Regions from separate parts of the Homo sapiens genome. Here region 1 is linked to region 2. Evidence: chromatin contacts called from ENCODE Hi-C or POLR2A ChIA-PET data. All regions are on one chromosome and are shown on one strand. Each heading gives the region's core, a stretch centred on a gene start or an enhancer-like site at or near the end of the contact. The rest is flanking DNA. Distances are from core to core; before and after follow the strand shown.

Evidence for each region. Hi-C counts contacts between places; a loop is a spot of excess contacts on that map. ChIA-PET counts read pairs that join two places held with the same protein, here RNA polymerase II (POLR2A). Pooled maps may share reads with other maps.
Region 1: a loop to region 2 is called in a map of naive thymus-derived CD4-positive, alpha-beta T cell, with 2.0 times the contacts of the local background. The contact joins two enhancer-like sites. A Hi-C loop is called at or near these places in 1 of 168 maps with a recorded cell type or tissue (naive thymus-derived CD4-positive, alpha-beta T cell), 2 of 37 single-sample maps with no recorded cell type and 9 of 50 pooled maps. POLR2A ChIA-PET finds 5 or more read pairs at or near these places in 1 of 52 experiments (activated T-cell).

The regions. Positions count from the first base shown.
Region 1 is chr3:25,907,455-25,913,463 of GRCh38, forward strand. The region is part of intron 1 of LOC124909357 (a long non-coding RNA gene); the gene reads left to right. Among named protein-coding and RNA genes, the nearest start is that of LINC00692, 37 kb to the left of the region's middle. Within about 2 kb of position 3,742, at least 2 of the 41 ENCODE cell types and tissues checked have a DNase peak (open chromatin) inside an H3K27ac peak, as active enhancers do.
Region 2 is chr3:25,851,888-25,858,743 of GRCh38, forward strand. LINC00692 (long intergenic non-protein coding RNA 692) reads right to left here. Exons shown (of 8, transcript NR_034055.1): 8 at 6,645-6,856. Among named protein-coding and RNA genes, the nearest start is that of LINC00692, 18 kb to the right of the region's middle. RefSeq lists enhancers at 362-1,561, 6,769-6,856. Within about 2 kb of position 2,929, at least 3 of the 41 ENCODE cell types and tissues checked have a DNase peak (open chromatin) inside an H3K27ac peak, as active enhancers do.

The sequences.
Region 1 (6,009 bases), core at 2,492-4,991, 56 kb after region 2:
AAATTAGTAACACTTAAATTTATTTAATTCAAAGTCCATGTTAAAGCTCCTTCCAGAAAGAGGCGTATAGAGACATTGCCCAGTGATTATTATATGTCAAGAGTCTGATGCTCAGATTGGGCAAAACCAAGAGCCTCTTTTTCTCTCTACCTCTTTGCTGAATGTCTTCTTAAACTGGCTTATTTTTTCCCAGTATTATACATTATAGCTATGTATTATACCTATAAAATTAGATGATCAGGTAATGTAAGGCTTGCCTTTTTGAGGCTGTATTTGTATCCGAAGACAGAGAACAGATCATAGAAAGTCTGTTTATCATTGAGTTTATCTCAGGTGGCCACAGAGACATTTTTATGGAAAATGATTATTCTCTATTCCCAAACTTTATTTTGGATTCTGCTCCCAGTCCCCATTCACTGTTTCCCAGGTCTAATAAGTTTCCTTCTAAATTTGCCTTGAACTGATTGGGAATCTGTGAAGCCCACGGAGGTATACTCAGAACTCAGTGTGATGTGAGAAAGTGCATTTTTCCAGGAAGAAAAGCCAAATCTCTTAGGAGATTCTCACACAAATACATGCTTCTCCTCTGAAGTTGGAGCACCATCACTTAAATTGGCCATTGTGATTAAAGATGCTCCATTTGCTATGACTTCTTTCCCAGATAAATTGGCATAAATGGCTTAGCTGTCTAACAGCTTATAATCACCACCCATAACACAGTTATCAAAAAAGTTCTAAACAGTATGGTATGACCCAAACTATAATAGAAGAGTGAATAAAGAGATTCATGTGACCTATGGTGGAAATTTTTGAAAGATGTCACACTGAATCTTTATAAGCCCAGTTAAGAGCTAGAACATTTTAGGCATTCTTGACAGTATTATAAACAAATTCTACACAATTTTTAGCTAATAAATGAATTTATCATCTCATTAAAAATAATAGTGATAGATGTGTTTAGAATTAGATCAGTGGCTTAACTATGTTAGAGCTCTAGGTTGGCATCTCCATGATTCTCTTGTTCTACCCTCATGGTTGTAAAATGGCTACCACATCTCCAGGCATAACGTCACATAAATGACTTTAACTAAAGGCAAATGTAGGGTGAGAGCCAAAATAGTGAATATGATCTGTCCTCATGTCACTCTCATCTTTTATCAGGGAAGAGAAAAAATCTTTCTGGAACAACTTTCTTTACAATCTCCCCAGATAACTATTCTTTATTCCTTAAGGGCCAAAACTTTGATGCATAGCCATTACTAGAAACAGGAGGTCTTGGAAAGTGAGTGACTAGATTTTTCAGACTTTGCAACAGGAGGTGAGTGATGGTTAAGTGGGTCAGGAATGGCTGCGAGGTAGCAACAATCGTGTCTCTGCTATGATTGCCAAAATTTAAAAAATCAAGAGATTTCATGTGAAAATCTGAATTACACCATCTTTGGAAAAATGAGAAAAATCTGAAAATGCTGGCTGTGCTTGTGTGAAAAAGATAAGCCATTGCTCAGTAGCAGTTGCTTTATTAGGATAGGGAAGGAAAATTGATTTTGCCACAGGCCTCATTATTGTCCATTTTCTTCCCAACACTGGGACTCTGTTATTTGCCATTCCTCATTGTGTTTGCCTTGTTGTTTTTGTTAGATGAGGGCTCTTTCTTTTGTTCATCATACTTGGTTTTCCACTATAGGTATTTCAGATGAATTTGTTTGGGTGGTAAGACCAAGAAAACACAACATTCCAGAGTGACTTTTTTGGGTCCCTGTCTGTATGTAAAGTTTTGCTTTTAAAGAAGAAAAACCTAACTTTTAAGCAGATCATCTAGAATCTTAAGCCTTGCAGATCAAGTGAAAGTAATGCATTTGGCTGGAGGTGTCAACTTGTCATGTCCAGCAGGGAAAGTTAAGGAGGAGAGAAATGAATTTGCATCTCCCAAGATGATCAGATTCGGAGTAAAAATAATACAGCTTTATAAACAAAATAAAACCCAATCAAAATTCCTTTAAAATGAAGTTACTGAGTTTGTTCATTTGAGAACAGCAAGGGAAAAATATGAAATATTCAGAACATTTAGGGAAAAATATGAAATACAGTGATTTAAGGGGGACTTTAATGGATTCCCACAGGAAAAATATCATTAAAGAATTTAGAAAACAGCATCATGCAGTTGAGGAGTTTTTTTTTTTTTTTTTTTGCACCATTCTTAAAATGCCTCCAACTGATTTTCATTTACATTTTGACTCTAGGGACCCAAACATCAAAATTATACCGTTCAATACAGAATGACTCAGAAGCACCAGTGTTTCCTAACTCTTGAAAGTGAAGAACATACTATATTCTTATATTTTTATATAAACTACATTTTTATATAGGTTAAAAATTCACAAGCATTTATTGAATGGATTAGATTACTGCAGTCAGAAAGGTCTTTTTATACACTGCTTCTGTCAAATGTGTTTTTACTCACAAGATTTCAATAGTTTCTTAATTTGTACACGTTAAATCTTATCTCACCTGCTCAACTCATAAGGTTTGGCTCCACCTAGCTTCTCCCACACTTTCTTCCATTATTTTCTACTAACTCCATTCACTCCTAAAAGATTCTTTCTTTACTGTTTCAGGTACTCACTGCTTATATTCCCTGTCCCGTGTCACTCTATTTATTTTCTTTGTCTGCAAAGCCAGTCGTTCCACACCCAACTCTCATCCAGACTAAAACAAATTTTCAAGGTTCATTTTATGACTTGACCTCTCCCAGGATGCTTACCTCATCTTCAACATCATTAATAATCCGTTTTCATTGAGTTGCAACACTTTATACAGCCTTGTAGAGAACATTATTGCTGTATGGATAGAGATGATATGCTCATCAAGGACAAGGTTAGAACATTTTATTTGTTTTCTGGCCTTCATGCTGCCCATCATAGCACTGAGTACAAATTGGGGACTCAGTAAATGCTGATGAATAATACTTCCCTGACATCTTCAAGCAGAGTTCAGTGCTTCCTTTATATCTTGTCCTATGAAGCATTGTTCAGAGCTTCATTAGAGCAGTGGGCTCTATAAATAAATACCTGTTTATAAGACAGTAAGTCCTTGGTGATCTGCAACTATATTCTTTTCATCCTCAAGTCTCCAGCCTTTCATGCTGCTGGGCACATAGGCTTTTAATAAGTATTTGTTGACCAAATGTATGCATAATAGTTTTTCAGGTTAGAGTAACTAGCAGCACTGAAGACAATTTGATTAATAAAGTGACATCCCTGGTACTGGAAGCTGAGTATGTAGAAATGCATATGAGACTGGCAGTTCTACTCTAGGGAGAAAGGAGAAGTTTGCTGAAAAAGGAAGAAGTTTGCTGAAAAAGGGAGAATTTGTTAGGATAGATAATATATTTGGAATAGTTTCCTTGTAAGAGTTTCTAGGCGTGGTCTTGTAAGGTTGGGAGTATTTTGCAGGTTGGGTTTTTTTTTTGTAGGGGTAATGAATAAATTAGACACCCATGGCTTGGTTTAAACAATGCTTAGAAATGTAGTCATGATCATGATGGAGAGGTTATTGAATTTTTACCTTCTTATAACCATAAGGCAGAGGGTGGAATTAGGGGGTGTTTGGGAGGAGGTTATATAGAAAAAATACTTGAGACTATAAGAGAAAAAGCTGAGTGATGGATAAAGGGATAAAAAGAATACACTGAGCCTCTTATCTGCTGTGGTGTTCTTAAAGCAGATAAACTGAGAATGGTGGCGCCCCCTAGCTGTCCACGTACATCCACTCTATCCTTAAATAGTGATTGGATTTTTGGCAGCGCATATGGACAGGCTAAATTCCTAGTGTGTCCGTGGAACTAAATTCATATGATGTGTGCCACCTTTGGATCAGGACTTTTAGGAATGTGTGTGTGCCTCCTCCACACTCTCTTAATCTTTATGCCAGCTGGATTTAGAGGTTGATGAGATCTTAAGGGATTCTGGAGCCACAAGATAGAAAGAATCTTGATTCCTGAATCACTACATGGAAGAGCATCACAGTCAATCGAGAACACCTATGTTGAACTGTTCTGTGAACCAAAAAAACCCTTCAATTTTGTTTGTCCCGCTTACATTTTTTTAACCCATTTGTCACCACAATTTAGCCTAACCTAATGAATGCACCAGATGTTTTTGCATTGACACAGCCTTTTCGGTCCTTTATATTTGCACTGCCACAAGATAAAATCCTGTGGTTGCTTTGTTGGGTTGGTTTGGGTAACTAGCAACTGGGGCAGGCTGCTTCCGGGTTACTTGCAATAAACAAAGAAGAGTGAAGTCTCTAAAGTGACGTGTAGGGGAATGAGTTGAATGAGGCTTTATCAACAAAGATATTGGTACTGTTGTTAGCCTGAGGCCTAGTGATATAATCTATGTTTTCAAGAAGTTTATGGTACAGTTGAAAAAGTGTGTCATTGGTGGGGCACCATGGCTTACGCCTATAATGTCAGCATTTTGGGAGGCTGAGGCAGGAGGATCGCTTGAGCTCAGGAGTTCAGGAGCAGCTTGGGCAACATGGGGAGACTTCATCTCTAGAAAAATAAAAAAAAACTAGCTAGGCATGTTGACCTCTGCCTATTGTCCTAGCTACCCAGGGGGCTGAGACAGGAAAACCACTTGAACCAGGAAGTTGAGGCTGCAGTAAGCTGTGATCGTGCTATTGCACTCCAGCCTGGGTGACAGAGTGAGAACTTGTCTCATAAAAAAAAGAGTGATGTTTACAAATGCAAAGTATATTAACAGGCCACAAACACATGCCCAATGAATGGGCAATACATGGTCTTGGGGTTGATAAATGTGTCTCCAACACAGGCAGCTGCAGTAAAGAATGGAAACAGCATATGTGGAAGGAGGAACCTGGAGAGAGAGAGGCGACTAGAAAATTTTAGCCCTTGGGATTTCACAGAAATTTTCAGGAGGGCTTTGGACTTCCATGGGTTATGGTATGGGGACGTAACATCATATTACCTACATCTCAAGGGAACAGGAGACCTCAGCTGATAAGTGCTTTGAATTAGTACCTTCTTATCTGTCCAATCCATCACTGTCACTCATTTATATTCTTAGCATCTATCCCAGAGTGAAGCACATAGTAGAAGCACAGTATATTTGTTGAGTAGTCATTGATTGCTTTTACTTTCTAGTTGTGTTTTTAGTATTCCTAAACTATGTTCCACAGAACTGCAGGATCCTAGAATGTGCTTCAAACTGTTCTTTGAAGCACACCAATGACTTCCAAATCCACAGCTGCATCCTCAAACTCTTCTTGGATTGTCAGACTTGTGAATTCAACTGCCTACTAATTATGGTCAAAAGGATATCCCATGGGTCCCTCAAAGTCATCACACACAGAAGCTTCAGGCTTGTGTGTCCACTTTAGAAACAGTACAGAAGAAGAGAGATTGTTTTGTTCCCAGTGGCCATAAAAACCCTGAAAACAGAAACAGTCCCAAATGTCTAGGGAATTCTGTGCCTAGGGAAATGGGATAGTCTAATTGGCTCCATTGGGTCATGTGAGCCACTCTGGGGGAAGGCAAGGCAAGACTCCTTGATCAAGAGCCTCATTAGAGGCTGATGTGAACTGGGGGAGATGCACTTCCCAGAGGGAAGTAAAATGGGACAGATAAAATAACAAAGGATACTTAACGGTAGCAATTCAATAAATATTTGTTAAATTGAGTTGCATGTGGATCTTCACAACCAAAATTTTTTTGAACTTTACAAAGATAACTTTTTGGCCTACCTTTCAGTATGAACTTAATTTTGTTGAGCCAGCTGCTTATCTTTGGTCTAGAAGCTGTTATGCTAAGTTTTAGCTCAGGCTATCTTAGGCAGATTTATAACCTCCTGAGATGCTGACATTATAATGAAAATGCTGACAGCCTCCAAGTTTTGCTGACAGGAATGGCACAGCTGTGATAAAACTAGAAGATGAATGGAAATACAGTGCCTCATCCTTGTGGAATTGTCATGGGTTTACCTGGAA
Region 2 (6,856 bases), core at 1,679-4,178:
TGAGGGGCTTAGCAGCTGGGCCAGCAGCTGCTGTGCTCGACTTCTTGCCGGGCCTTAGCTGCCTCCCCACTGGGCAGGGCTCCGGACCTGCAGCCTGCCATGCCTGAGCCTGCCCTCCCTGCCGTGGGCTCCTGTGCAGCCCAAGCCTCCCCGACTATCGCCATCCCCTGCTCCATGCTGCCCAGTCCCATCCACCACCCAAGGGCTGAGGAGTGCAGGCGCACAGCAGGCAGCTCCACCTGTGGCCCCGGTGTGAGATCCACTGGGTGAAGCCAGCTGGGCTGCTGAGTCTGGTGGGGACTTGGAGAACCTTTATGTCTAGCTAAGGGATTGTAAATACACCAATTGGTACTCTGTAACTAGCTCAAGGTTTGTAAACACACCAATCAGCACCCTGTGTCTAGCTCAGGGTTTGTGAATGCACCGATCGACACTCTGTATCTAGCTACTCTGGTGCGGACTTGGAGAACTTTTGTGTGGACACTCTCTGTCTAGCTAATCTAGTGGGGACGTGGAGAACTTTTGTATCTAGCTCAGGGATTGTAAAGGCACCAATCAGCACCCTGTCAAAATGGACCAATCAGCGCTCTGTAAAATGGACCAATCAGCTCTCTGTAAAACAGACCAATTGGCTCTCTGTAAAATGGACCAATCAGCAGGATGTGGGTGGGGCCAGATAAGGGAATAAACGCAGGCTGCCTGAGCCAGCAGTGGCAACCTATTGGGGTCTTCTTCTGCGCTGTGGGATGTTTGTTCTTTAACTTCTTGCAGTAAATCTTGCTGCTGCTCACTTTTTGGGTCTACACTGCCTTTATGAGCTGTTAATACTCACCTCGAAGGTTTGCAGCTTCACTCCTGAAGCCAGGGAGACCACGAACCCACCGGGAGGAACAAACAACTCCAGACGCGGCGCTCAGTCTTAAGAGCTGTAACACTCACCGCGAAGGTTCGCAGTTTCACTCCTGAGCCAGCGAGACCACGAACCCACCAGAAGGAAGAAACTCCGAACACATCCGAACATCAGAAGGAACAAACTCCAGACACGCCGCCTTTAAGAACTGTAACACTCACCGCGAGGGTTCGCGGCTTCATTCTTTAAGTCAGTGAGACCAAGAACCCACCAATTCCGGACACGGAGGTAACTTCTGTTCGTTGTTTAAGACAATTCAAAGGCTGCTTTCTCAGAGATATTTCCTGAACTCTTCCTCCTTGCTGAGTTGAGTTTCTCTCTCCTGTGATCACCCAAGCAGCCCTCTTTTACTTTTTGACATAATACATTTTATTAAGTGATTTATTATGTATCTGCTGTATCTATGTGGCTGCGAATTCTTTTTTAAGGCCCAGGTCCATGCCTTTTTTCTGTCTAGTGCCTGGCACTGTACTTGGACATAATTGGTGTTAAATGAATGATTGTTTAATAGACATATAAATCAAAAAAATTAATAGGAAATAAAATTGGGAAGAAGAAAATGGATAGGGAGATAAGCTGAATCTAGTGTCACATCATCGGTGGTTTTAATTTTGGTGGAAAGCTTTTCTGAGACTCAAAAAGCCTGGATGTGTTTGGTGGTCAGCCTTATCCTTGTGGTCTTCTTGTATCTCTATCAAACAGATGGAAAAATTCCCTTCAAGTAAATAGGATCTGAAGACAACTTCTGTGTCCAGGAGTCTCAGAAGTTAATATAACAAATTTATGAATATGTAACTTCTGAAATTTCATAAAATCACTTTTAAATTTTCTCTGCGTTTGAGAGTAGATACTAATTTGAAGTTTATTGATGGTGGAGGGATAATTATAGGCATGCCATTTATCTCTCAGCTCCTCTGAAACTGAAGCATTTAAATAATATGTTATATGTTTATACAGCCTCATATCCCATGTGTCAAATTTTCTTTTAATTTGAATATAAAATATAGAAGATAAAAGTGTCAAAATGATCTTACCGGTTAAATCCTTTTTATTGTTGTTCATTTTCATGTGGTAATGCCCTAAAAGGAATAATACGAACATGGTTTTGAAATGCAAAAGGAAGAGTAGCATGAGCAGGTTTTGAGCCAAGTGGTGAGCTACCAGAGACCAAATTATTCTCCGGGCTTTATTATTAGCTGACTTTGTGGATTTGACCAGGGAATATGGAGTAAAATAAAAGCAAGCACTATCAATAATTCATTCAATCACAGTCGATAAATTAACAAACAACTGCCAAAAGAATGGTATTTGCATCAGGCATAATAAGTACCAAGTGGGGGGATTCCATCAGCTGGAGATTAGGTTCCATTGAGCTAACAGAAAACCCAAGAAGAGGCTATTTTTCTCATACAATGAGAAGGCCAGAGATAGGCAATCTAGAGCAGTAATTGTGGCTTCATGTAAGCTCTTTCTGGCTCTGTTCTGCCATCCCTTAGAAGTATAGCTTTCATTTTCATGGTTATGAGATGTCTGTTCTACCTCTAGTACTGTGTTTGCATTCCAGATATTTTTCATGTATCTTCTAACAAGCATAGTGCCTAGCTCATAAGAGGTACTCAAATATTTATTTAATACATGAATAAATGGTGAGTCAGTGAAAAAAAATCTGAAGTTGTACAAAAGTGGAAGCTCAGTGTTCCAAATTATTTAATAGCCTGTCATTATCAGATGATCCGAGCAATTTATTTTTGCATTGTTACAGGCTGTGTTCTCCAGAAGTAGACAGTAGACCCTCAGATGTAGTCTGGTGTTCAAGATGTTTGTTAAAGATCAGTATCTGTAAAAGGAAAAGAGTTAGAAGCAGTATCAACTAGAGGAAAAAGCTAACATGCAGTGCAAGCCCAATGAAGCCTCTGTAGGTAGCTTTAGAATAAGCATTGCCTGTTAGACTGGTCTTACATTGGGTTGAAATGACCGAGTTTCCATATCCCTACTATCTCCTATCCCCTGACACTCTGCTTAGTCATCTGATGCAGGCTGCTCTGGGAAGAATGTGAACTTGAGTGAGGTGGCTTTCTGCAGCTAAGACTATGAAGAAGCTGAGAGTAGGAGGCTGCCTGGTGACTGCACTCCCCACTGCTGGGCGGGAAGTCCTTTCTTGAAGTGATCTGAGTGGCAAACCTCCATATCTGCTATAGTATGATATTTCACATATCCAATAACCGATGTCACTTGTCATGACACAAAAATAAAATGACAAGATCCATAAAAGAAAAGGAAAGAAGAAAGAAGGAGGAGGCATAATGAGAGCAGAAAGCTTAGCTCAAGGAAAGTGTCTTAATCAAGTTGGGCTGTTATAACAAAATAGTATAGACTGGGTGACTTAAACAACAAACATTTATTTCTCGCAGTTCTGGAGGCTGGGAAGTCCAAGATCCAAGATGCCCACACATGTGGTTCTTGGTGAAGGCCCTTTCCCTAACTTGCAGACAGCACCCTTCTTGCTGTATTCTCACATGGTGGAGAGAGGTTTCCTTTCTTGAGGAATAGCACATATTCACGAGCTTCCTTCATTCTGTCCTTTTTGAATGTTTCCTCTAGTCTCAGCTGGCAGTGTTTCTGCTGATATAATCCCATCTATTTTCTGGCTTCTGTTGACATCACTGATTAGGTCTGTGATTCACACCCACACTAATCTCCTTATCAAATGATTGGTCAGACACATGCTTGGTATTTTCTTCTGAACATGCTTTTTCTTTTTTTTGCAATATAGACAGGCTGGGCATTTTCCAAATCTTTAAGTTCTGGTTCTCTTTTGCTTAACAATTCTGTCTTGATGTCATTTCTCACTTTTTGCATTATACTCTGAGCAGTCAGGAGGAACCAAACCAGTTTTTCAACCCTTTGCTTAGAATTGTCAGCTAAATATCCAATTTCATTACTTGCATGTTCTACCTTTCACAAAACTCTAGAATAAAAACACAATTCAGAATAATTCTCTGCCACGTTATAACAAATGTTGCCTTTTTAAAAATTGTTCGATAACTTGTTCCTCATTTCTGTCCGAAACCTTATCAGAATGACCTTTACCATCAATATGTGTACCAACAGTATGTTGATGATTAGTTACATATTCTCTGGGAAGATGGAGGGTTTTTTCTTTCACTCTCCTCTTTTCTTTCTGAGCTCTCACTAGAATCCCATTGAGCAGTACCTTAACAATGGTCTCGAATTGTTCTGGTATGCATCTGAAAACCCTTCTAGCCTCTATGCATTATTCAGTTCCAAAACTGCTTCTGTGTTTTTAGATATTTGTTACAGCAGCACCCCACTTCTAGGTACCAATTTCTGTCTTAGCTCTGGGTACTATAAAAATACCATAGACTGGCCCGGTGCGGTGGCTCACGCCTGTAATCCCAGCACTTTGGGAGGCCGAGGTGGGCGGATCACGAGGTCAGGAGATCGAGAGCATCCTGGCTAATAGGGTGAAACCCCGTCTCTACTAAAAATACAAAAAATTATCCGGGCGTGGTGGCAGGCGCCTGTAGTACTAGTTGCTTGGGAGGCTGAGGCAGGAGAATGGCATGAACCTGGGAGGTGGAGCTTGCAGTGAGCTGAGATCGTGCCACTCAACTCCAGCCTGGGCAACAGAGTGAGACTCCGTATCAAAAAAAAAAAACTATAGACTGGGTGGCTCAAACAGCCAAATATTTAATATATATATATATCTTTTATATATAATATATATATCTAGTGTCTCTCTATATACATATATATACACATATATATACAGCAAGGTGCTGTCAGTTTCCATTCTTGGTAAGCGCCTCTGCCTAGCTTGCAGACAGCCACCTGTATCCTGATCTGTCTGCTTGTAGTTGTAGCCTCACATGGTGGAGATGGGAGGACCTCTTTTTAAAAGGGCACTAATCCCATCATAGGGGTTCCATTCTTGTGATCTCATCTAAAACTAATTTTCTCCCAAGGACTTCACCTTCTAGTAGCACCACATTGGGGGTTAGGGCTTCAATGTATAAATTTTGAGGGGACGTAAACCCTTTGTTTCAATCCATAACAGAAAATGATGGCTATTGATGTTGGAACTCAGCATTGACTTTGCCTATATAAATGCAACATCGTTAATGAACGGTTCTCAATGGACAGAAGTCTCTACTTGGGCAAAGTGGTATAACAGCAGCAAGTACTATTTAAAACTGATTTGACTGGAAGGAAATGGTTTATAAATGGGATTTCTAATGCAAGTTGCTGTTTTGGCTCTGAGTATGGAATCTAAGCATTGCAATCTCAAATAGAGCCCCACCTTGTGGTTAGTAGAGGAAGCTGCTCATCTCAGGAAATGAGTGGTTAGCTTTCTATTCTTTAATAGTGTGGGCTGAAGTAGATGTTTTCTTGATTTTTAAAAGCATATGTTTTTTGAATTTTATTATTATTAATTATCTTCACGTGGATACATAGCTGATAAGCAGTGCTTGATTTTATGACCCTTTAGCTTTGCCATTTGTTTCCCATATGCCCTCTTAGAATGTCCTTGGTATACAGTCCCCTCACCTGTATGTTATTTCTGGTCACTTTTTTACTCTCAGATGACTCCAACTAATCAATTACTGAGCTGAATTTGGCTCAGGGAGTATTTGCCTTTCAATAATGATAGCCTCTTGATAAAGTAAATGCCTTTAGGACCCTAGGGAATGACTCAAAATAGTGTGTGCTGGACATTTTGGTGTAAGGTGGGAGAAATATTTTGGACGGAAAGAAAATCAGGAAGAGAGGTGCCAGACTTATTTAAATCTAACTCAATCTATACTATCTTTATAGGAAATTAAAAATATAATACAATTTAATTAATTATGAGCATAGTCTATTTTTTGTTTCCTTTAATTATTGCAACTAACACATTTTCTCTTTTGCCAATAAAGGAAAACAAAAATATTTCACTCCAAAATATACTTCAGTGACATATTTCAAGAGGGTTATTCAGAGGGCCTACGGACAGGAATAGCCCTGAAAAGCTGCCTTTTGTGGAAGAAATTTGCATCTGTAGAGAAAAATCCACGTTAGTGAAATAAATACCCAGACTTTCTCTGAGGCCCTCCCCCTTATCCAGATCTAGAAAAGATGTACTCAACCACAAACTACCATCTCTTTTTTTCTGAGAGCTGCTGTCTGTGAGGTTTCATGTACACAACAAGCCCACCTTTGCCCCATGCCTTTCTTTCTCCCTCCTATAACCGTCTTGCTACACTCCAAGCCCATGTTTATTCTATAATCTCAAGATGGTGTAATGGCGTTAACCACCTGGCCCTTTCTTTGAGTTTTCACATTTTGTATTACTTCCATGCACATGTGTGTGCAATAATAAATTTTGTTTGGCTTTTCTCCTAATAATGGGCTGTTTGTCAGCTGATTTTCAGTGAGCCTTCAGAAGGCGAAGGGGAAGTTTCCCCTTGGCTTCTGCAGTTTTGTTGTACTGCAGGATACAAAAAGCTCTACAGTTTTGTTGTAGAGCAGGATAACCAAAACCACTCTGCTCCTCTGGATGTCACATCAAGGGAACCCAGGATCTGACACGCCAGCCGTAGGGTAAGAATATCTTCCCAGTCAGATTCCCAGGTGTCTTTCACGAATCCTGTTGAGAGGTCGGTAAAAATCACTATCTCTTTTTCCTTTTTCAAATTAAGATTAATGGGAGAAAAGCATTTACAGTAGTCTTAGATGAAGCAACTCTAGTTTATTTTTTAGTGTAAATATTCATATGTTTGGTCCTTGTGCTCTTAAAAGTAATGGTAAAACCTGCAATTACTCTTGCACCAACCTAATATCTCAAACTTCTCAAAGTTTAAGAGTGACTCTAGGACACCTTCTTCCATTTGCTATGCCTCTCCTTTTGCCACCTTCAGTCTCCCATCTAGTTTCCTTAAGTGATTG